2 separate regions of the Homo sapiens genome follow, and region 2 is linked to region 1. The links are chromatin loops, found by intact Hi-C in ENCODE. Cell type or tissue: psoas muscle. All regions are shown on one strand. Each heading gives the region's core, and the rest is flanking DNA. Links, peaks and the distances in the headings are about the cores only.

Evidence for each region. A loop is a pair of places that touch in the nucleus more often than their neighbours do. Peaks named below come from ENCODE experiments on the same cell type or tissue, not always from the same donor. Only the 100,000 strongest peaks of a DNase experiment are listed, where the experiment ranks them.
Region 2: it touches region 1 in a loop (4-fold over the local background); 8 of 110 quality-filtered maps call a loop at or near these places.

Annotation. Positions count from the first base shown.
Region 1 is chr2:216,677,650-216,685,649 of GRCh38, reverse strand. It overlaps IGFBP5 (insulin like growth factor binding protein 5), which reads left to right. Exons shown (of 4, transcript NM_000599.4): 2 at 6,571-6,800; 3 at 7,419-7,538. It overlaps LOC124900515 (a long non-coding RNA gene), which reads left to right. Exons shown (of 2, transcript XR_007088080.1): 2 at 1-4,411. Among named protein-coding and RNA genes, the nearest start is that of IGFBP-AS1, 13 kb to the left of the region's middle. In psoas muscle, for the core only: a CTCF peak has its summit at 3,012 (motif pointing left); DNase peaks (open chromatin) are centred at 1,539, 2,989, 3,329 and 5,829; H3K27ac peaks cover 8,000 bases.
Region 2 is chr2:216,875,644-216,891,511 of GRCh38, reverse strand. No RefSeq gene overlaps it. Among named protein-coding and RNA genes, the nearest start is that of TESHL, 13 kb to the right of the region's middle. RefSeq lists an enhancer at 2,247-2,774. In psoas muscle, for the core only: no CTCF peak of the experiment used is centred there; DNase peaks (open chromatin) are centred at 4,131, 6,981, 9,901, 10,511 and 2 weaker places; H3K4me3 peaks cover 1,187 bases; H3K27ac peaks cover 7,819 bases.

The DNA.
Region 1 (8,000 bases), core at 1-8,000:
TACATTTTTTCAAACAGTGAACAGCCAATCCCTCATGCTTCCACCAGCCTTGTGTTGTAGGGAGGGGCTGGTGGCTGCAAGTTGGCTAGGGACCTAGGGTTGGCAAGGGAGGAGGGGGACTGCAGAACATTCTAGACTGGGCCTCAGTATTTTCATCCATACCCAGGCACAAGTCAGTGCCGTCAGGCCAGCACTGACCAGGACTTTCTGCAATGATGGAAGCGTTGCAGGTCTGCAATGTCCATATGTGGCCACGAAGTCCTTGAAATATGGCTAGAGTGACTGAGGAGCTGAATTTTTCATTTTATTTAATATTTATTTAAATAGCCACATTGGCTAGTGGCTACCATATTAAATATATACTTTTTTTTTTTTTTTTGTCACACTATTGCCCAGGGGGGAATGTAGTGGCACGATCTTGGCTCACTGCAACCTCCGCCTCCCAGGTTCAAGTGATTCTCCTGCCTCAGCTTCCCGAGCAGCTGGGATTACAGGCACACACCACCATGCCTGGCTGATTTTTTATTTTTAGTAGAGACAGGGTTTTACCATGTTGGCCAGGCTGGTCTCGAACTCCTGACCTTGTGATCCAACCTCCTTGGCCTCCCAAAGTGCTGGGATTACAGGCGTGAGCCACCATGCCTGGCCTAAGTAGTACATTAATATATAGTAGCCTTAGGCCAAAGAGAAGCCCAGTGAATCCAGGAGCACCCCTGCTGTTTCTCACACCCATGACGCTCATCTGTCTGCTTCCCTGTGCCCTGCGGCAGGGTTATCTTGCTCCAGGGCAGGAGCATGGATGAGATAACCTCCCAAGGCATGCACTGGGCTCTAAGCCCCAGCTTATATTACAGAAATACTTCCAGACCTACTTCTCTTTGCCTCTTGGGCAGATTTACACATCTCTCCATTTAAAGGTTATTTATTGAATACTATATGCTGGTGAGACAAAGAGAAATGACAAAGCTCTGCCCGTAAGAAGTTGGCTGTTTAAATTCCACAGGGGGGACTAGAATGAAACCCAGAACAAATTCAGCTCCCTTTTTCATTCTTTGTAGAGAGATTCTAGGCGTCCTCATCTTATCTTCTGTCTAGAAAAGGAGATGGGAGAATCTCCCCAGGTCTGGGTGGCCTGGCAAAGCCCGACACTCTTCCTGGACTGTGAATTTCAAGGATGCCTCTGTTTCTTCGATTTTTGTAAGCTAAGGCACAATATCTGGGTCACCTAGTTTTCTCTTACAATTGATTATTAGGTCAAGTGAGATAGAGTGATAAACTAACACCAGCCCAGGAACAGGCTGTTAATAGCACCGGGGTGTGGCTAAGAGGTCCGGGGGCGGGGGGTTTAGATTTTAGGCAGGCAGGTCTCCTGGATCCATCCATTGCTGTGACCAGCAAGCAAGGTGGAGTCAGAACCCTTCAGACTCTACTGGAAGAGAACAGCCGTGGCAAAAGGGCAGGTTTGGAGAAAGTGGTTGAGCTTGGGCAGGGTACATGCGTTGTGCAATTGTGCAGCATGGAGTATTTCTCACCCTAAGATGCCTCTGGGTCTGTAGCAGCTGGGCTTGCATCATGACACTCTCTGTGTTTGCCAGGACATAGAGGATGGTGCAATCCTCAAACACGTGTTCATGTTACCATGGGGAGAGGCTGATGTACTGTGTGTGCCTCTGTGGATGCTGCTGCACTGGGGTGTATGGGGAACTCCTTATGAATGAAAGAGGACTGAGTTGGCCACCCAAATGTGGCAGGGGCCAGAGGCATTGGAGAGCCAGTGGGAAGGACTGGAGGTATTATATAGAAGCCAGAGATTTAGATCCCACCCCAAAGGTAAATACTGTATCCAGATAATATTATCATCATCCCCTCCCTTAGTCATTGAATAGGGTTATGAAGGTAAGGTCTGGCCTCCATAGATCCCAGCAGGAGAAATGGATGCTGAGCATTCCACATTTCCCATCCTCTGCAAAAACCTCTCAGAACAGCATCTCATGGGCGGGGAAGTCTGGAATATGTCTCTCTTCCTTCCTGGATCATTTTCCAGTTGGAGGTTACAGAAACAGCAGAATGCCATGCACAAACAAGCCCTGTTCCCCTCTCCCTCACCTGCCTTCACTCTCCCACACATGGGTTCTCTCCGGGCCTCGCTTGTTTGTCTCCCTGACTCTTTAAATATATCCTGCAGACACACAAACAGAAGGAAGGGATTTATTTGAATGATTATTGCAGAAGTAGGAGAGGGAGGCACCCAAATTCCAGATTTATTTTTTCTTTGAGACAGGGTCTCACTCTGTCCCCCAGGCTAGAGTGCAGTGGAGCTATCAAAGTGGAGCAATCATGGCTCACCTCAGCCTCAGCCTCAACCTCCAATCTCCAACCTCCTACCTCCAACCTCCCACCTTCCGGGCTCAAGCAATCCTCCGGTCTCAGCCTCCTGAGTTTCTCAGACTAGAGGCGCACGCCTCTATGCCCAGCTAATTTTTGTGTTTTTTTTGTAGAGACGGGGTTTCACTATGTTGTCCAGGCTGGTCTCGAACTCCTGGGCTCAGGCAATCCACTCACCTTGGCCTCCCAAAGTGCTGGGATTAGAGATATGAGCCACCGCTCTCAATTCCAAATTCCAGATTTTAAAAACACTTCCAGGCCGGGCTTGGTGGCTCACGCCTGTAATCCCAGCTCTTTGGGAGGCCAAGGCGGGCGGATCACGAGGTCAGGAGATCGAGACCATCCTGGCTAACACGGTGAAACCCCATCTCTACTAAAAATACAAAAAATTAGCCGGGCATGGTGGCGGGCGCCTGTAGTCCCAGCTACTCGGGAGGATGAGGCAGGAGAATGGCGTAAACCCAGGAGGCGGAGCTTACAGTGAGCCGAGATCGCGCCACTGCACTCCAGCCTGGGCGACAGAAGGAGACTCTGTCTCAAAAAAAAAAAACAAAAAACGCTTCCAGTCCCTAGAAGTGTGCCCATGCTGTGTGGGTGTCAGTCTCCCACGCCCTCTGCTGGCCACATGGAGATATTGACCTGTTTGTCAAACAGGTTCCAGAGCAGACTGTTGAGTTCTTTTGCTGTTCACGTGCAGAACAATCTTCACCAGGAAGTCCTCCCGGGTATCCTGCCTAGATCCCTTCTGCAACCTCAGTTCATTTTCTCTTGATGAAATAGCTCCAGAGTAGCCAGTCTACTTGTTCCTTCTTGTTTTATCTAAAACGCAAAGCCTTCCACAATTGAAAGCCTATTTATGACTCAGCCACAGAGCAGCTGAGTCGGGCTGGCTGCTTCTGGCACTCAGCTCCAGTCTTACTTTCCAGCCCTTTAATCTCCATGGCTCTGCCCTGGCTCCCCTCCAAGTTTCCGCTGTCTCTCTGGAGCCTACAGGTGACCACAAGACCCTGATTAGTATCTTCGACACTGGACTCTGCTGCTGCCTAAGGAATAGGTCCCATGGGGTTAAGTGGCACCAGAAACCAGGAGGCACATCAAAATGTTAAGCCTGCTCTTCAGAAGCAGCCAAAAAGCTTGCAAAGCTGGGGAAGGTGTGCCCTCAGGAGACTTGCCTTGGGGAGGCTGGGAAAAGGAGAGAGTTTGCAAAAGCATTTTGAGTTCCTTAAATGAAGAGAGATACAAGAATCTACATTTTGTATGCCAGTATCATGGTTGCTTGGCCCCGGGGCAGTACTTGAACACTTTCAAAGAAAAGAGTAAGAGAGGTCAAAATAAATTTACCCCAAGGTTTATCAAACCGTTGTCAACAGCCCCATCCCCCTCCCAGAAAGGGTGACTCAAGGTTAAGGACAGCCCACAGCACTTCTTAGAAAAAGTCCCAAAAGGTGAAAGGTCTTGAGAAGAGCTGTTGAGGGAAGGCTGTGGGCCACCATGCTTCTGTGTCCCCCAAGGCCAAAGAGAGAATAAGCTAAAATGACAGCTGGAAAAGGGCACCCTCTGACCAAATGGACAGAGCCTCCCCCAACAGGTAGCCAGAGGAGGATGGAATGGCACCCCCATTTCAGATGTCCTTAAGAACTAGAGAGATAGATGCTTATTTCTGCTTGGACACAGGGGGATGGACTAAATGGCCTACGGAAAGGATTCCAGGAACTGCTACACCAGCCACAGGAGAGAAGCCAGCTTCCCAGGCTGTCTCCCCTTGAAGAGGTGACAATGTGTTGGCTCTCCAGGCCAGGCTGGGGCAGCCCACTGAAGGAGACGCATAGACGCATGCGCTGGTCAGCAGCCAGCCCACTCCCCCACCTGCCCTCACTTTATCCAGTTACAATCTTGATTGAGGAAGGGGTCCAGGCTTCTCCAATCTGAACCCCCTCCAGGCTTTCAGTAGCCACCATATCCTGTCTGCCCCTCCCCCTACAGTAGTCAACTACTTTTTGAGGATTAAAATGCGTGGTGATGCTGAGGTTGAGTGGCACGGCTCCAGTCCCTCCATAAGACGTGCCCAAAAGCCCTTCTGTGCAATGGTTAGCACTCCCTCTCCCTACTCCCTCTTCTCCAAGATCTGAGCCTTGGCGTGAGGCCTGTGTTACTAGATAACGGAGCCCCAGCCTTTCAATTTGTACAAAGTCCCCAAACCAGCCATGCTTCTCCCTTCCTCCTGCCAATCTCACTTGCGCTACAACCAAGAAAAGTCAATTTACCCCAGAACATGACCCTTTTAACTAATCCCTAGAATCCTGCATTCCACCTACCAGAGATGTCACCCTATTGATGAGTCGTCACAGCAGGGTCTGATAGAGCAGAATCGAGGTACTGGGACATCAAGACATGACTGGGAAGAGGGGGTGAGAGTCCAGAAGGGGTACCAGGATTCTCAGGTTGAATTTTATTTAGGGAGAGCCCACCCACCACCTTGCTATTTGCTTTCCCCAAGTCATCATCTTCCTCTCCAGTAATTACGTCCCTTCCTTTCCTGTGAATAAATACCCAAAGCAACTCACCACCAGGAACGCTGCGAACCTTTGGAGGCTTCTTTAGGGCAGGGACCTTCTCTGCCAAGGCCTTAAAGACCAGATACCTATTTCATTAGACTTGACAAATCCTGAGCCAAGAGAGAAACAGATGCTTGGGTGCTTCCTGCCACCTGCCATCCTGCCCAGGTTAGGCCAGGTGTCCAAATGCCTTTCCTAACTCACACCTGGAACTTGCCCAGGGCTGCAAGCTCAGAAGTCAGGTTCTATACCTGCCCAGAGGCATAAAACAGCGTCTTCTCAAAAAAGCTTCTCTTTCCTTGCACCCCACCCCCACTTCCTGGAATTCTACCCACTTCTTCTGTTCCCCATCCCAGATGTCTGGCGGTCACTGTTCCTGGACATCCCAGTGATCATGGAGTAGATGGAGAACAGAATTTTCTTTCACCTCATTTCAGTTATTTAAGGTCACTCAAAGCTCTATTTTCTCTTTCCAGTATTTGAAAAAAGAGGGAGGCAATGAAGACAGGGCCCCCCACCTCCACTCACCCCTGCATCTGGTCCCACTGTGAGGCATCCTGGCCACACGCTGCCCGCCTGGAAACAACAATCTAAAGTTCCCCCATTCTGGTTCCTCTGAGGCTGGGGGAGGTCAAGGATCTGAGAGGAGAAGGGGACCCAGGGATGGATGCCTATGAGATCAGAATTTAGGGGAAAACTGCGCACCAAGAAAAGGCCGGACGGGTGGAATTAAGGATCAACAAATACATCAACAAAGTCTGACTTCTCTAAAGGTCAAAAGCCAGCTAAGTATAGACTGTCAGCAAGCCACTCCTATATATAACTGTCCCGGTCTCAGCCAGCTGTCGGCCTCTCTCAGTCCAGAGCTGAGTAACGTCCCAGCCTCCCAGGCCCCCGAGCACCGCGCCAGTTCTGAGCCAGAGCAGGAGCAAGGCCTCCGACTTCCACTTGGCCCCACGCCGGTCCCCTCCGGGCCTACATTTCTGGCTCTCCCCTCCCCTCCTCCTGCCGCTTATGAAGGTCCTCACCACCCTGCTGCTCCAGACCCCAGGACCCCCTCCTCCTAGGTTCCCCAGGTCCAAAGAGACCTCAACATCCAGCAGCTCTGAAAGTGCAAAGATCTCACTAACAGGACAGCCTTTGCCCTTCTCGTCCACGCCCTGACTGTGTCATCTGCCTCCATGGGCCCAGATTCCCGGGTTCCTACTTCTCAGCCCCACCTCCAGCCATGTCCCATCTACTTGGCCATCCCCCAGCAAGCAAACCGCTCGCTGCCACCTTCATCCTTGCAGAGGCCATTTTCCTTGCCCTTCCTCCTTACTGCCCCCAGAAGGCCTGCTCCGTCCTCACCCATCAGTCTGTCAGTCTCTCGATTCTCCTCCTCTGTGAAGCCTCCCTGCCTGCACTCTCTGCTTGACTCCAAGCATGCCAGAAACTTCCTGCCACTTAAATGAGCATTCCCTCTGCTTCCTGGTTCTTATCCCCCTGCTTTCAGGGTGTGCTCCAGGAGGGCAGAGACACATCTGCTTCAGCCTTTATTACTCCCCTCACCCCAAACTGCCCAGCCCTGGGCTCTGGCCGTGTGCACCTTGGCCCACGGGGGCTGACCCTCCGGCTCCTTCTCCTGCAGAGAGAGACTCCCGTGAGCACGAGGAGCCCACCACCTCTGAGATGGCCGAGGAGACCTACTCCCCCAAGATCTTCCGGCCCAAACACACCCGCATCTCCGAGCTGAAGGCTGAAGCAGTGAAGAAGGACCGCAGAAAGAAGCTGACCCAGTCCAAGTTTGTCGGGGGAGCCGAGAACACTGCCCACCCCCGGATCATCTCTGCACCTGAGATGAGACAGGAGTCTGAGCAGGTGCATCTCGGGGATTCCCTCATTCCCTCCCAGCTTTTGACCTTTTCCTGCATCTAAATGGACATTCATGGCGGCAGGAGGTGCTAGACTAGACCCAGCAGAGGACCTACAGCCCACCATGTGGCTCAGCTTAGGACGTGGGAGTAGAGTTTCCAGAGCATACACTTGTCAGGGCCAAGGGCTTGTGCAAGTAAGTGGGAATAGAGGCGGTGCTCATTTGAGGAGAGTGTGTGCCAGCCCAGCGGCCACGTACCAGGTACCTGGGCCCTGCAGCTGTGTCCAGTCCAAGGCAGAGACTGAATATTCTCCTAGAGCATCTAGAAATGGGCACCTCTGGACATTGTTACTCAGCAGAAGAGAAAAGCTGCAGGGGAGGGGGTGGACTGGAACACAAAAGAGAAAGTATGACTCCGTACCTGGCCAAAGGCAGGCTTTGTATGATCCCAGCGCACGTGACAGGTGACAGGGAGGAAAGATCTTTGGTAGCAGATGATTAGAACCAAAGGTGGTGACTTTCCTCCAGAGACCCTTCAGCCCCCACCCCCTGGGCCATTCGTCAGCGCAGCTGGGTGGTTTTCCCTTGGTCTCGCCACGCCTCTCACCCTCCTGTCCACACAGGGCCCCTGCCGCAGACACATGGAGGCTTCCCTGCAGGAGCTCAAAGCCAGCCCACGCATGGTGCCCCGTGCTGTGTACCTGCCCAATTGTGACCGCAAAGGATTCTACAAGAGAAAGCAGGTACGTCCCCTGCCCTGAGCTCCAGGCTCAGACTGCTCCAAAAATGGCACCTGCCAGGAAACTCCACCTTGGGCAAGTGCCTAAGGTTTCCACCGTTAACCACTTAGTGTTTCCTGGGCCTCAGATACCCATTCATATACCACGATCATGACTTTCCACATTCCCTACTATGCTGTAATCCATTTCCTCATTCTCTCCTATGCGGTAATCCACTATGCTTTCCACAGGTCGCCTTAGCTACATGAATTCCTTGCAAAAGGTAACTCTGTAACACTATCGCACAGCACGTATCATTGGTGCACCGCACACTCAGGAATTTAAACCATATTTTCTCTGTGAACCACCTGAAATCAGTTCATGTCCCTTCACAGCCAGGCTCTCCTTTGGGCAATGGTTCTTAGATTTCCAAGGGCATCCTATCCCTGGAGGGCATGGCTGATGGCTGGGCCCCACCCCTGCAGT
Region 2 (15,868 bases), core at 3,909-11,908, 200 kb before region 1:
ATAATACAAAAATCTGGGGGAAGATCCCAAATATTTCTTGACTAAAAACTACATAAAACAGGGACTGAGCCCTGTTTAACATTACAGTCACTGGAGTTACTACCACAGTGTGTTAGCGCTGGGTACTCAAAAAGGAGCAGGTATTTACGGTCTTTAAAATATATATAATCACCTCCAGGACCTACCTAACCTCTTGACACTTTGCAAGCCTCCCTAAACCAGTACCGTAATCACTACAAAGCTGTGCTTAGAGGCTTTGAGCCAGCAGATCCAGCCCTTACCCCCATATCTGGGCACAAAGACTTTTTTCTTAGGCTAGAAATTTTCTAACCTTGACTCCTTCTAACATTTTTCATCTCCCATTTATCTTTTACTGGGTTCAAGGCTTTGCCCAGTTTCCTGGTGGGTCCTGCTTTGGCACCTTAGGAGTAACTGCAGAAAAACCCCTCCCTTCACTTCCGAACCACAGTAAATGTTTGAGCTAGAAAAAACGGGAACCACCTTCCCCCTCTCTCCCTACTCCCCAAAAGACTCCTTGTAGCGGACTTAGAGCACAGATTCCCTCAGTCTTCTCTTCTAGGACATCACATCCTCCACCATAGGAAGTTATTTCTCATGACCAGTTCCTCCAGCTACAACTTTATTCCATGTATGGAGCTGGTTCTTGCTGCTAAAACCAGTGGCTGACTCTTCACAGACTCAACACAGCTGAGGAAAAAATTGGTGAACTTGAAGATGGGTCAATAGAAATTAAACAAACTGAAGCGCAAAGGCAAAAAAGGGTAGAAAACACAACAAAGTGAAACAAAAACAGAATACAGCATCCAAGAGCTATGGGATGATAAAAAGCTAATGGCTGGACATGCCGTCATCACATAAACTGGAAGGGTCCTAGGGTTATTAGTTCAACCTGTCCCCACCTAACCCCTAGTTATACAGCATTAACTTCAAAGTCACCCTGAAAGTCAGCTCCCAACCTTAATTTCTCAGTCATCTTCCTTGGCTAGCAAATTCTAATATTCTAATATAGAGTGGTCTTAGCAGTGATGAAAATGACGTTCTCATGGCATAGTTTGGGGGGTCATTAAAATAGGATTGCCAGATAAAATACAGAACATCCAGTTCAATTTGAATTTCATATTTTTAATCTAAAGCATGTCTTACGCAATATTTGGGACATACTTATACTAAAAAAGTATTCACTGATTACCTGAAATTCAAATTGAACTGGGCATCCATATTTTCATTTGCTAAATCTGCTAACTCTATATTAAAAGTCACCATGCAATCCACTCAAAAGTCTCTCCTTTTTGACCATCCACATTACCTATTCCTAATAAAACAATGGATTGGTTTATCAGGTCTACCAGGCATTAACCTAAGCCATGGGCACTTCGTGAAGCATGGGGCATAACATGGAGGAGTGGCAGGAGGAAACCTGCCACAGAGGAGAAAAACTCTGAGTCCAGAATCAGAACATCCTGTTCTAGAACGAGCTCTGCCTCTTACAAATTGGGCACCTCACTGAACTTCTGTGTCTCACCTTCCTAGCGCATAAAATGACAATTACAGTCCCACTTAGTCCCCTCTCCCAAGCTCTCAGGTGATCCTCAGCACAGCTCTCCAAGGAAACATAATTTGAAAACCATATAGGAAGACATGCCCATCTGGCAATGGTATTATTGTTCCTTATGGGAAGAAATGAGAAAAAGACTGAGCCGCCAGGTAGAGGGTGCTGGGCAAGGGAAGGAAAGTCCTCAGATGGCCTTTGCCCATCTATCTTGCCCCTCACTGCCATTAGCAACACCTGCTGTCATCAGACCTGCCCACTTCCACCCTGACAAATTGCATTTCAAACCATTATCGGTCAATAGCGTTTATTTTTGGACATTGCCATCATGAGTACCCCAGGCACCACCAGGCTCTGTGATGTCAGCGTGGCTGAGCTTGGCCTGGTCAATTCTCAAAGGAGAAACTGCCAAGGGGATCGTGGGAGGGCACAGTGATATGAGACCCTGTCCTCTGAGCCAACTCCAATGACAGCCGGGGAAGTAAGTCTCCGTCAGGGACACCATTCGCCTGCTGGCTTCTGGCCTCTCTCTGGCAATGATCAGCACCCAGCAAACTGGCTTAGGCATGAGTAATAAGACAGGTTTATTTCACATGGCTCCTGGCGAGGGAGCAGTGGCCTGGATTCCATACATCAATAAGAGCACAGACAGCAAGCTGGCACTGGCCTGGAATTAGTACTCCCAACCTGGTTCTCCAGGGCTGCTCTGCCATCTCTTGAGACTCCAGACTCTGAATCCAAGGCTCAACTGCCCCATTTTAGATGCCTCATGAGCCTAAATGACCTGCCTGCAAGGCCAGATCCACCCCTCCCCTGCTGTCTCTCCCTTGCCAACATCCACAGCAGTCCCCACGTTCAGGAGAAAGAAGCGTTAGGTATTTCCCATGAATCTGAAAAAGAAAATTTGCATGAGCAGCAGGAAGCTCCCCTGGGTTCAGAGGCTCTTTAGTTATAAGAGGGAATGTGTTGTAGTCACAGCTAGAGATACTTGAACTAGACAAAAGGATTTTGTACACTGCCACTGCAGCATGAGAACACAGATTGGAGGTAGTGGGACATGTTACCAAAGCGCGTTATAGACAACCCTACTCTCACGTTTTCTGATCCAGAAACAGGGGACTGTGGCAGACCCAGAAAGAAAACTCCAGAGATGGAAAACTATGATCCTTTGCACTATGAAATAAGCTAGAGCACAACTGAATGTCTGCTTGGAACACACGACATCCACAGAAACATCTTTAAACACAGAAGGTCTTCTCCAAGCTCATCTCTGGTGATAGGACAACAGTGGGCCTCAAGCTTCTCCAGCCAGTAGCAGGTGAGTTGCACCCAGGCCTGTCAATTTCATGCACACTTGACCCAGTGGCTCATGCTGCCCTCCAAACCTCCCTTAACTGCCATGTTGACCCTGGGCACTACAGGTCTAGGAATGTGCACAAGAATTAGACAGCTGCACGCTCTTACACACATGTAGCCCATCAATGTCTCAAAAGTCCAGTCAAGGGGAGGCTAAGAGGGGCTCCTGGGGAAAGTGTAGAAGGTCCCACCGGGAAACTGCCTCTTGGGCTCCTTTCTGAGCAGGAGCACCTATCTGGCCTGAGGCCTGTCCCTCCTGGCTCTCTCTGAAATGGCTTCTCTCTGTCCCTCCAGACCAGATCTGGTTTCAACAAACTTGGAACTCTCCAAGCCCTTTCCTGCTGTGAACTGATTTATTTGGATCCATCTGTCAGAGCGTGACTGAAGAGTGTCCGGCCAGCTAGCAGCCCAGCTGCAGCAGATGTTGTCTCAGAATGCCCTGCGAGGTGAGGCTCATATGGATTTTACCTGCCCGTTCCACTTGTTCTCCTTTTGCCCTCCTGGGAAAGAGTTGGAAAGGGGTTGAGAACATCTGCATGACCCATGAGAACCAGGAAAGTTAACAGGGCATCTTGGGGGCCACAGAGCACTAAGGAGGCAGGCGTGCTGGTGCAGCAAATGGCGGTGACCCTGGCTCTAGCCTATGATTGTACATATAAAATAAATGTTGCTGATACAAGGGCATGTACAATTTATTAATAATAAAATAAGCAACACTCTATTGTAAGTTCCGTATGACCAATGGATTCTCACAGAACGCTTTTGTGAATTTTTGCCAAACTCTTGTGTCTATAGTGAGTTTATCATTGCAGTTCAACTATGATTTGACAAACGGCTGTGTTTGGCAACAGCTTGTGAAACTTTAGACAATTTAAAAATTGGGACCCAGTAGAAGCTGGGTCCCGTATCCCACTGAGGCAGTACCTTGAGTGGACCCACAAGGGTAGGGGCTGTGCTTGTCTATCTGTGTCTGCAGCACTCATCACAGAACAACACAGTCAGCCAGTCACAGTTCAGCATTCAAGCTGTTCCCTGAATTGGACCTGCTCGCCTTAAATCACCCAAAGAAGAAAGCCAAGCAAGCAGGATCTGATAAAGTAAGAGTAGGTGTCCACAGGGAGCAGGGCCAGGGACTGATGGTGGCAGGTGGTGGGTAGCCAGTAAGACTCCATAGACTGGTTCAGAGTTTGGAGAGAAGCAGCAGGCATGGAATGGGGAGAGCAGGAGCCAGGGAGGGCATTCCTGGTGAGAGGGATGGCACGAGGAAAGGCACGGGACAAACGGCTGCCTTTCCCAGCACGCAGATCACTTAGATACCGTCACTAAACCAATGTTTATCGTCCACTGTGTGCAAAGCACTGTTCTAAATTAAGCAAAGTCCCTGCTCTCGTGGAGATTAAATTCTACCAGGAAAGAGACCCAACATACAGCAAACAAGAACCCTCCATGGTGGAGAATGCTACGAGACAACAGCTTTTATTTCAATATAAGGAAGAACTTGATGTGGAGCCTAATCGCCAGGAATGTTAAACAGGTGCTTCTCAAAGAAAAGTCAAGTACGGCTAAGCAAAGAAAACCAGGTACCTTTCAAACACGGCTTCTCAGGGTCCTGGTGCTCATGGCCGTCAGGAGTCACCAGCAGGAGCTGATGGGCTGTAGTGCTTGTCAAACTTGCTTCACGGATGGAAGAAAACAAAAACATGAGTTGGGCTCCCAGGTGGAGAGCCAGAAAGTCTGACATCCTGGGCAGCCAGTGTAGGGATGTTAGAGCAAGTAGTCAGGCAGATACAAGCAGGGCTGGAGAGGGGTCCCTCCGACCAGCAATGTCCAGTGACCATCAGGTGATTGTCAGGCAGTTGCTACACTGTCTCTCTAAGATAATAACTGGTCACAGCTGGTGCCAAGAAAAGGCAGTCTCCCCATAGATAGAAAACACCTGAAGCTGGTGATCAGCAGCAGCTTCCTCATAAGATCTCAGGAGTTAGGCGAGTGGGCCCACGCATGAGCTCTCAGAGGCAAAATGGCCAACTTTAACTGATCTATGACCCTCCTCTAGGAACACTCGCCTGGTAAGGGAAAAATGCCTCAAATGAGCAAGTACACAACTTCAGTAAACTCACTGCACATACGACCCCTCTTAGGTGCTGGCAGGCCACTGTGCATCCTAATATGTCCGGAATTGGTGGGTTCTTAGTCTCACTGACTTCGAGAATGAAGCCAAGGACCCTCACGGTGAGTGTTACAATTCTTAAAAGGCAGCGTGTCTGGACTTTCTTCCTTCTGGTGGGTTTAGTGGCCTTGTTGGCTTCAGGAGTGAAACTACAGATCTTCGCAGTGAGTGTTACAGCTCTTAATGCCGCGCGTCTGGAGTTGTTCGTTCCTCCCAATTGGTCTTGATGGCTTCAGGAGTGAAGCTGCAGACTTTCACGGTGAGTTCTTACAGCTCATAAGGGAAGTATGGACCCAAACAGCCAGCAACAATGAGTTATTACAAAGAAAGAAAGAACAAACCCTCCACAGTGTGGAAGAGAACCCGAGCAGGTTACCACTGCTGGCTTGGCAGCCTGCTTTTATGCTCTTATCTGGCCCCACCCACATCCTGCTGATTGGTCCATTTTACAGAGAGCCGATTGGTCTGTTTTACAGAGAGGTGATTGGTCCGTTTTGACAGGGTGCTGATTGGTGCGTTTACAATCCCTGAGCTAGGCACAGAAGTTCTCCACTTCCCCACTAGATTAGCTTGATACAGAGTGCTGATTGGTGTATTTACAAACCTTGAGCTAGACAGAGAGTGCTGATTGGTGCATTTACAAACCTTCAGCTAGCTACAGAGTGCCAATTGGTGTATTCACAATCCCTTAGCTAGACATAAAGATTCTCCAAGTCCCCACCATACTCAGGAACCCAGCTGGCTTCACCCAGTGGATACCACACTGGGGCTGCAGGTGGAGCTGCCTGCTAGTCCTGCACCATGTACCCGCACTCCTCAGCCCTTGGGCTGTCAATGGGACTGGGCACCCTGGAGCAGGGAGCAGCGGCCCTAGGGGAGGCTCAGGCGCGCAGGAGCCCACGGTGGGGGCGGGGGCGTGGGCGGGGTCGGGGAGGCTTAGGCATGGCCTGCTGTAGGTCCGGATCCCTGCCCGGCAGGGAGGTAGCTAAGGCCCGGCGAGAAATTGAGCACAACAGCTGCTGGCCCACGTGCTAAGCTCCTCACTGCCCAGGGCCCGCGGGGCCAGCCGGCAGCTCCGAGTGCGGGCCCCCCAAGCCCACGCCCACCCGGAACTCGCACTGGCCCGCAAGTACCACACGCAGCCCCGGTTCCCGCCTGCGCCTCTCCCTCCACACCTCCCAGCAAGCTGAGGGAGCCGGCTCCGGCCTTGGCCAGTCCAGAAAGGGGCTCCCACAGTGCAGCCGCAGGCTGAAGGGCTCCTCAAGCACGGCCAGAGTGGGCGCCAAGGCCGAGGAGGTGCCAAGGGCTGCGACAGCTGCCAGTAGGCTGTCACCTCTCACTAACAGCCCACCCCAAGGGAAGAATCAGGGGAGAAGAAGTGCAAACTCTGGAACCTTCCAAGGTATAAAACCCCAAGTCAAGGACAGAACAGGGCACTTGGACCTCTAAAGTTGCTTGTTGGCCCTCTAACAAGTGTACTTTACTTCTTTTCATTCCTGCTCTAAAACTTTTTAATAAACTTTCACTCCTGCTCTAAAACTTGCCTCAGTCTCTCCCTCTGCCTTATGCCCCTCAGTCGAGTTATTTCCTCTGGAAAGGCAAGAATCGAGTTGCTCCAAACTGGTATGATTTCGCCACTGCTCACAAGAATATTACTTCAACGTCTGGGTTCCTGAGACCTGAATAGGGGAAATCAGAGGAGGGGGAAGGCTGATCCAGAAATGTAGCTACTCCTGTCAGCCCAGCTGCTGCTTCTCTGCATTGGCCACAACCCCCAAGTCCCAAAGAGAAATTAATCCCCCAGTGGCACTTGCATGGGGTAAGAGCTCCTGCCTGGGTTTCTCTTGTCACAGGGGCCAAGCCCAGTGCTGTGGAGCAATAGCCCAGGCTCCGCAAACAAGCAGGCCCTGGACAACTTGTTTCTGGCCAGGCTCCTGAGAGAGCGGTTGGAGCCTCCAGAGAGCTCACAATGAGACACAGCTCCTGGACTCCAGATGACCTAAGAACTGGCAGATTAATTAGCCTTCTCCAGGGACTTCTAAACTGTCCCACTGGGCCACCAGGGATCCTCCAAGGTGCCTTGGGAGGTACTGAGAGAGGTGTCAAGCAGCTGAGGGATAGGGCTTCAGCAACTGCTGGCCTCAGCCACAGAAGGCCCCTCTGCTCTCTACTGAGGCTCTGCCCAGAAAGGTTCATCTGATCCATAAGAAGAAAAACATATTTGCCACACACAGAGGGCTCCAGCCTTTGCCTCTGGCCCCTCCAGACGTACAACCATCTCCTAAACTACTCTTCCCTAATAATAGTCCTCTGGCTTCTCCATGAACTTGGCAGTTGCCAGATACTCTTCACACACTCAGGTCTGCCTGCCTCCCAGTTCTGGAGAAGGGAGGCAGATGAAGGAGAAAACTGAGACCCAGCAAGGAAAAGGAACCACAGCTGGTAGCAGAGCAGGGGTGGCCCAGAACAAGCACTGTGTTAGTGGCTACGCAATCTGAACGTCCCCTCTGACAGCCCCTGCCATCCCTTGCTCCCAGCCCACAATTCCACCTCACCTCAGAGCTGCTGCCCAAGAGCTCATGAAAACCCCTCTGTGCTTTTTGGCCCTGTGGCTTAGTTCCACACACAGCACACTTTACCAGTTTTTGAGCCAGCCCTGAATGACAGTCATTTTCCCCAGGATTAAAAATCCCTTTAACCCATCCTTCATGCCACACAGGCTGAGCCTGGGAAAAACATCCGGGAGGCACGTCTGGTCCACCAGCCGACCTCCCTCGCAGATGGGCCTTCATGGGCATGAGCCCTGGTTCCTGCCACACCACCAGGAATGTGGCTTTGGGTCCCAGCCCCAGCCAAGAAGCTTACTCCACTGAGTAATTCTAATGCCTGGAGAAAGTCAGCAAACGTCTCTGAGCCCGTTTCTGCTTCTTTGTAATGTGGGGAAAACGCACCCTATTAACTCACTTAACCATCCATTATAACAAGCAAGGCAGTAGCCAAAAGCCAGTCAGAATCCTTAGTGAAGGCAGATCATCTGCAGCAATTCCAAGTGTCTGTTCTCTTGCAAGATTGTTGAGAGGTGCAAATGCATATTGTTAAGTTTGGGGGCAGGCTCAATTCCTCTTTCTTTCCTTCAGCAGCCGCCCAGAAGACAGCCTGATCTTGACAGAGGCTTTGACCATGGTGATTTTTACAGAAGCCCTAGATAGTCACCCCTTATCTGTCTTGGGAATAAAGTTGCTGAGGGTTGATTAGCAAAGGAGGGAAAGTGCAACCGAGGCCTGGCATTTCCTAGACGAGAGATGGCGGTGGCGACAGGGCCTATGGGGTGGGGAAGGGGGTCAGCCGTGTGAGTGGCTCCATTCCTGTTAGTGGCACCACCAGCAGACCTCCCTGGAGCCAGCCAGTCCAGCCAGACTGATTAGGCCAATTCACTGTTTATCTGGGACAAGCAGATAAGGCTGTGGCCCAAGAGGGGTGGCTATGGGATGTGCCCAGCTGGAAGGAGACCCAAGAACACTGTAGCTGATGGAGAGGGAAGGGAAGAACAGAAAGAGTTCACTCAGGAGCCTCCTTTGTGGGTTTCAAATGGTCTCCAGTCAAGACGGCACTGAGCCTCCTGACATGCCCCACCTGAGTACCCGAGGCTGGCAGTTCTCCAACTCTAGAGAGCATCAGAATCACCTGGGGGTGATTCTAAAACACAGGTGGCGGGCCCCCACCCCAGGTCCTGCTTTAGCAGGTCAGGAAGGGACTAAGAATTTGTATGTCTAACAAATTTCCTGGTGATGTTGATGCCACTGGTTCGAGCACCACACTTTGAGAACTGCTGCCGTAGGCCCTTGATGAAACCTACCTGTCCAGCCCCTCCCCAGCCTCATCCTTAGGCTATTCCTCAAATCCATCTCCTTCATTACTCCAGAGAACCTAATTCCAAGAAATCCCCTAATGAGGAGTGATGGCCACCTCTCTCCCCACAGTCTAGGGGGGTATAGGCACTGAGGTATGGGACCTCCTGGGCTCCACTTTCCTCATTTTAGGGTGGACTAAGTGATATCTCTTTTTCTTTTTTTCTTTTTATTTTTATTTTGAGATGGAGTCTCACTCTGTCGCCCAGGTTGGAGTTCAGTGGTACGATCTCAACTCACTACAATCTCCACCTCCCAGGTTCAAGCAATTCTGCTTCAGCCTCTCGAGTAGCTGGGATTACAGGTGTGCGCCACCACACTCGGCTGACTTTTTGCATTTTTAGTAGAGATAGGGTTTCACCATGTTGGCCAGGCTGGTCTCAAACTTCTGGCCTCAAATGATCCACCCACCTCAGCCTCCCAAAGTGCTGGGATTACAGGCGTGAGCCGCCACACCCGCCCTAAGCAATTTTTCAGCTAGCCCGTTTTCTCAGTGAAGTTCCCTGAATCCATGGAAGGGAAAAGAACACCAGGCTTTACCTGGGAACCTAGCTGGTGCCAGCTCTGTTCTTCCCATTCATCTGGACACTGGATTACACAGATGACTTCATTTTGAACATCCACTTACATCTAAACCCCTAAATACATGTCTGAAGACTTTTTTAGTTGTCAACTTTCCCTCATTTTCCTCCTGTCTGCTTTCTTCTCTTTGCCTCTTCCCCAGACTTAAGATTTAAGCAGAATTTTATTTCTGTAGATGTTTGATCCATTTTTTTAATACCTCAGCTGGCCACCTTTCGCCTGGGACACTCTGGTGTCCTCCCAGAATAGAATCTTGTCCACAACCATCTCCCCGACAGGTTTCTAGATGCTGCCCTGGCCAGAATCAGTCACCCAGGCTGCACCGGAAGCCACCTGTTGCCTGATCCCAGCCTTGGCCTAAATCATAGTGGGGAGCCCTGGCTAGAGGCTCAGTGCCTGCCCTCTGAATTGCTAGCAAGATCTCTGGCACCCACACCAAGGCTTTGTAAAACTCCACAAATTTTTCTGAGAAAGAAGTGTCCCTGCAAGCAGAAGGCCTACACCGCATCACTATTTCTGCTGTCAAATGACAGCCTCAGGGTCCCACAAGTGAGAGATGGGCAGACCCCTGCCTGGGCTAGAATTCTCGGGGTCTTGGGTCTCCACACAGAAGTTGCTCAGTCAGAACCCCCCTCTGTCCTCCAGGTGTCCTGCCAGACACATGTGCTTTCTCCCACTTGACCGTCACCAATAAATCTTGGAGCTGGCCAAAGGCAGGTTCTCCTAACATTGCAGGTGAGAAAAGCTGAGATCCCCAGAGGAAAAATAACATGCCCAGCGTTGCACAGATAAATTCTTGGTGGAGCGGGAAAAGGTCCAGGGTCCCCCAGACTTGAAGGGCTCACTTTGCTTTGCCACAATTTGGCCCTGGGTGCTGTTGCCTGACTCAGATCTGACTGCATGTGCCAGGGCCAGCCTGCCCTGGCCGGTCCCTACTCTGTAACCGGACACAGCCATGAAGGACACCAAGGAGGGGGCGAGGGAGCAGAAAAGATATACAAAGGGATTTGAGCGGATTTGGTTACAAAGTTGCACCAGCCATTTCCTGGAATCTAATGGGAGCCAGTTCTGAGAACTTGAAGGGGTGGGGAAGCAGAAGGGGGAGGGAAAAAAAGGCAGATGACTGGCTTGTGGGGTGTGCAGTGGGGAGGGGAAATGGGCCCTGCTCTTGTGGCCAGCAGCCAGGCAGGCCAGGCTCCTGGAGGCAGGAAGGGGCCTGAGACCTATCTTTCCCCAGCCCTCAAATGATTTCTGCAGCCTAGGGAAAGCCCCCAGGCCTTCCAATAAATCTCCTTCCAAGCCTTCTTCCCAAAGCCCACTCTGGGCCTGGACAGCCTGGGGGGTTGATGTGCTTCTCCAGGGCTGGTAAGGACAAAAGGGAGCAAAGGTTCCTGGTCCACCCCGGATGTCTTTGCCCCGGGAGGCAGGGAACCAAGGCCCTCTGGTGCTGGCCTTGTCTTCCAGGCCTCCTGCCCCTTTCCTCTTGCCTCCTGAACCCTCTCTTCTCTTCCTGCTGTCCCTCTGCTTCTGCCTTCACGTTCTTCTTTCTGTAGAACTTCTCCACCTCCACCTTCCTCTACCCCTTTGGTAGTTACACATTCCGTAATGCCCAGTTGAGGACAGATGCAGAATCTCATCCTGAACCCTTGTCCACGCTGAGCAAGTGGGGTTTGGAGATAAGAGTCACAGTGGGGACTTCACTTCTCCCAAGTGATTCAGCAGCCTCCTGCACACCTGCTTTCACTCTCTAAGCCTCATTCCTTCCAGGAGGGCCATGCCTGCTAGGTCCAATCACCAACAGGGGGAAACCAGCAAACCTCCTATTTTTCCAATCAGTCCCCCCATCATCACACACTTTATTTGCCCTCTTCCCTTCCTTTCCCCTTTACCCACAGGACCAAAGGAAAGATGGGGATCGCTCACCTGTTCCTACCTCTATGATAGCTGCCTACATTGGCGTGCAAAACACCAAATCATAAGGCAAGACAAGGAAGCTTCACCCACTAAACCACAGGCTCCTTGAGGGAAGAACCTGTGCCTTTTGATGTTGTGCAACAAAGCCACTGTGACTTTGTGGCTGAATATATTTACTACTTTTATTTGGAGCTGCACCAATTTTCTTGGCTTTTAAGGCCAATGTATTACTTCTATTATTTAAAAGTTGAGAGAGCCATATTGTTAATACTGAGGCATGAATTAGCAGCTCTTGCATACGTGGATACTCTGAAACCAACATATTTTCAATTGGGACCATCCTGGAAAATCTATTATGTAAAGGAGATGATGCATACTATCCCCAGCTGGGTCTGGGAGAGATATGGAGTAGGCATTCAGACAAGGTGTGTCCAATTGCTTAGTTGTTTCACTAAAGAAATCAAGACAGCATGGGTGGAAAGCCAAAGGGGATGGAAAGCCAAATGTCATGACCAGCACTCTGCAGATCACCCATCAACACTCCTCCTACTGTCTGACATCCTATTATCAACTGCAGATTTCGCTAAAATTTAAACCAAGTCAGATGTCTCTTCTCGGAAAAGCCCACAGACAGGGTGCCATCTCAGGATCATCTAAAGCTAGTGCGGGAAAGGCGAGTCCCTTTCTTTAGCAAACAAATCTTTTTGTCTCAACCCTGACTTATTCCTGGGGCCTTCTGGGTGGTGTACACAGTGACTGAATCATATATATAGTATGATTTTTGAGGGCAATATCATGGTAAGATGCCCACACAGAAGCAAAGCCAAGTTCCTTGGCCTTGTGTATGAGGCTCCCTAAAGTGATCTGTGCCCCTGGAATTGCCTTGACCATGCTTGTGACTAGTTTTCCAGCCTGAAAAGCCCTATCTTTCCAGCATAACCTCCTCTGAGCAACTTTCTGATTTTCCTTAATTTTATTGACATTTCCCTTCCTGGAACTCCCAAAGCACCATGCCTGAATCACCCATCTGGCCCTTGCAGCCTGTCGGTTGGTAAGTTGGCTTTTTATATGTTCACATAGCTGAAACCACCATCTCTGTGCAGATCCCCCAGGAGGTTCTTTGCACACTCCTCCAGTTTTGTTGCACTTTCTCTTCCCAAGCGACCCCTATGGGTGACTCTTCTTTGGAGGGCTAACTTTGGCCTGCTAGAGCCACTTCACTTGCATATAAGCAGAAAAACTGATATGCCCAGGAACCTATGACCTCATGGGGTAACCCCTGGCTCCCTTGTTCCAGGGCATATATCAGTCAGGATCTAGTCTTAGGCAACAAACCACACCAGTTATTTTAACAGAGAGAATTTAATATAAAGAATTATTAACAGTATTAGGAACAGAAAAGGCTAAAGGGGATATTATTAAGGTATTGAAGAGGTAGCAATTATAAGGGAGCTATTATAAGGTAGCAATTATAAGGGAGCATTAGAATTATAAAACTTAAAAGCTTGAAGGCAGACACTCACAGAGCTGACCTGCAGCCCTTAGAAAAGGAGCTGCTTCTCTGCTGGTGCTGAAGGGGAGGGCTCACCATGCTGGGACCCAAACCCCTGAACCAGATGATGGCCGATGGTGTTTCCGGGGGAGAACAATGGACCTAGTTCTACAAGTGTTGACAAAATTGCAAACTGGTATCCCTGGCTGTTACTGGAAGGAACTGCCACTGCCAAGGTGAGGAAGCATTGCTAAGTGATACTGATAGGAGTGGAAAGCATAATGAGGAACAGAAAGCAAACAGAAAGGAACACCGGCCAGGCCAAACTAGAGGCTGCCTTACAGAGATGGGATTAAGTTTATTCACCTACGGAAACACTAGAACCATATTACCGCCATGTATATGAATTTCAGGGACAGCTTGAAATTAACAGAGGGCAAAGCCAAAATTGAAAGAGATCTATTTTGATTCAACTTGCTCATACTCTGATGCCCATACTCAGGAATGGAACTGTTCTCTTTCCTATATGGGTTAGTTTATTCTGGGAAACAGTAAAGAAGATACCTACTTAAGTCACTTAACCAACTAGGACCTTGAAAATGGAAACCACGCACCATCCCAAATAGAAAGGATCTCAGGGACTGGCTATTACAACCTTCCCCTCTCCTCTCACCCACTATCAGACATTAACAGATGAGGAAACGAAATCACAGAGGGACCAAGTGATCAAAGAGTGGCCAGGACTAGCCCTGGAACTGGAGCCATTCTTTTGTTCAACACGTATTTATTGATCATCTATTGTTCTGGCCACGGGTCTAGGTTCTTGGAAAATATCAGTGAATAAAACTCCCAGGAGATTGGGAAACCTGAAATGTAAGCCATACTGCGGCAAAGAGGTTTTGTCTGTGTCTCTTCTTCCTAAGGTGCTCCCTCTTTATTACTTTAGGAGGGCTTCATTTTTCACTTATTTTATCTGCAGACCTCATCATGAAACAAAACACTTTCAGCGAGTTGTTGTGCTTAAAAGGAGAAGCCTGGGGAGGCAACGGAACACAGTGCAATGGACACTGCATTTTTCCCCCATGCTCCACTGGCCCCCATAGTTCTGGAAACCCTAAGACCATACCAATTTCAAACATCCTGCTCTTGTGACTGGTACGAACTAAGAACCTTGTTTCTGGATGGTTGGGTATATATGTCCATATTCATATTCTTCTTGGAAAGAGACTGGTGCCAGGACTGAGTAGCACAACAGCCCCACCTGGTGCTCTGGAGGAATGGCCTGTCTTGGACACTGGTGGTGATCAACTGGTTTGGAAATTAGTTCACCTAACTCTTCCATGAAAACAACAAACTTTTATTTTATCTTTTTGCTTTAAGTTCTGAGATGCATGTGCAGAACGTGCAGGTTTATTACATGGGTATACATGTGCATAGTGGTTTGCTGCACCTATCAACCTGTCATCTAGGTTTCAAGCCCCACATGACTTAGGTATTTGTCCTAATGATCTCCCTCCCCTTGCTCCCCACCCTACAACTGGCCCCAGTGTGTGATGTGTTCGCATTGGAAAACAACAAACTTTTAAGAGATCTTATGGGAAACCTCAGAGATAATGGAGGAGCCAGGGTTTACTTGGGGGGTTGAAAGTTCTTACGTTCTATTTTTCACGTTTCCAATGATACCAGGCCCATTTATTGTTGATAATAGATATGAAGGTGCGTTGAGCCTATAAAATAAAACAAGCAAAGAGACCAAAAAGGAAGACAGATAAGGCATTGGAAAATATAGATGTGGCTGCATTTCACCCTTCACCTGAGCTCGAATCAAGAAGCATGGCTTGTGCTCACTAATCCAGGGGATGAATAGAAATTATGTTTATTCTGGTCTTTGTTTTTCCCTCTTTCTCTTGATCTCCATTTTTTAATCTTTTCCTGTGATTTTCTAGTTTAACTCCTGGGAAACAAAAGGGACAAAGGGAAACTGGGCTCCAATTCTGTCAATCAACTGTCAGAACTTCTACAAGGTGCTTGGTCATGTAAATTAAAATTCCAAGAGTTCTAATATGTATCTGGGTTATCATTTCCCACATAATCTTAGAAATTTGAACATGGAACACCTGGTAACCCATTTAGTACATGGATACACAGAAAATAAGGGTGTAATGATGGGATGGTAAATTCAGAAGCTTTGAAAACTCTATTAAATATCTCAAATTGGAATTATCTTTGAAGAATCTATTTTATGTGTTTTGTATATGCTTATTTCAGCTGATACTATAAAGAAGTACTTTTAGAATCCAGGGAAGACAAGGAATCCAGAATGAATGTCCTTCATACATTTTCTATTCACATAGAATAGTGCTCTAACCTACCCCAAATAAATAGAGGCCTCCACTGTGCTAAAAGTCCTCTAAGCAATAAGAGTTTACAATCTCTCTTAGTCACCCATGCCAGGTCATTGCCAAAGTTCACCTTTAATGCTCTCTCGCACTACTGATGGGACTACAGGTCAATGAAACCTCTCTGAAAAGCAATTTAGAAAAAACCTAACCCCTTTGACCCTATAAATCCACTTTTATAAGCTGTATCCTAAGAAAATATAAAAAACACAAACAATACTGAATAAAAATGTAAATTTTCATATACGTTTTAATAAAAATAGAACTACAGTAAATATAAGATGTTGGTTCATAGATTATATAAAACAAAATGATAGAATATTATGTAGTCATACACATACATACAACAATGTTAGCATGATGCATTTTGTGTCTCCGTTTTGGCTGAGGCCCTAAAAAAGCAGAGAATAATACATCAGGGACCAAGTATTCCTACCTATCAAAGGTGCTAGGCAGCCCAGGAAGGGGGCAGTTAAC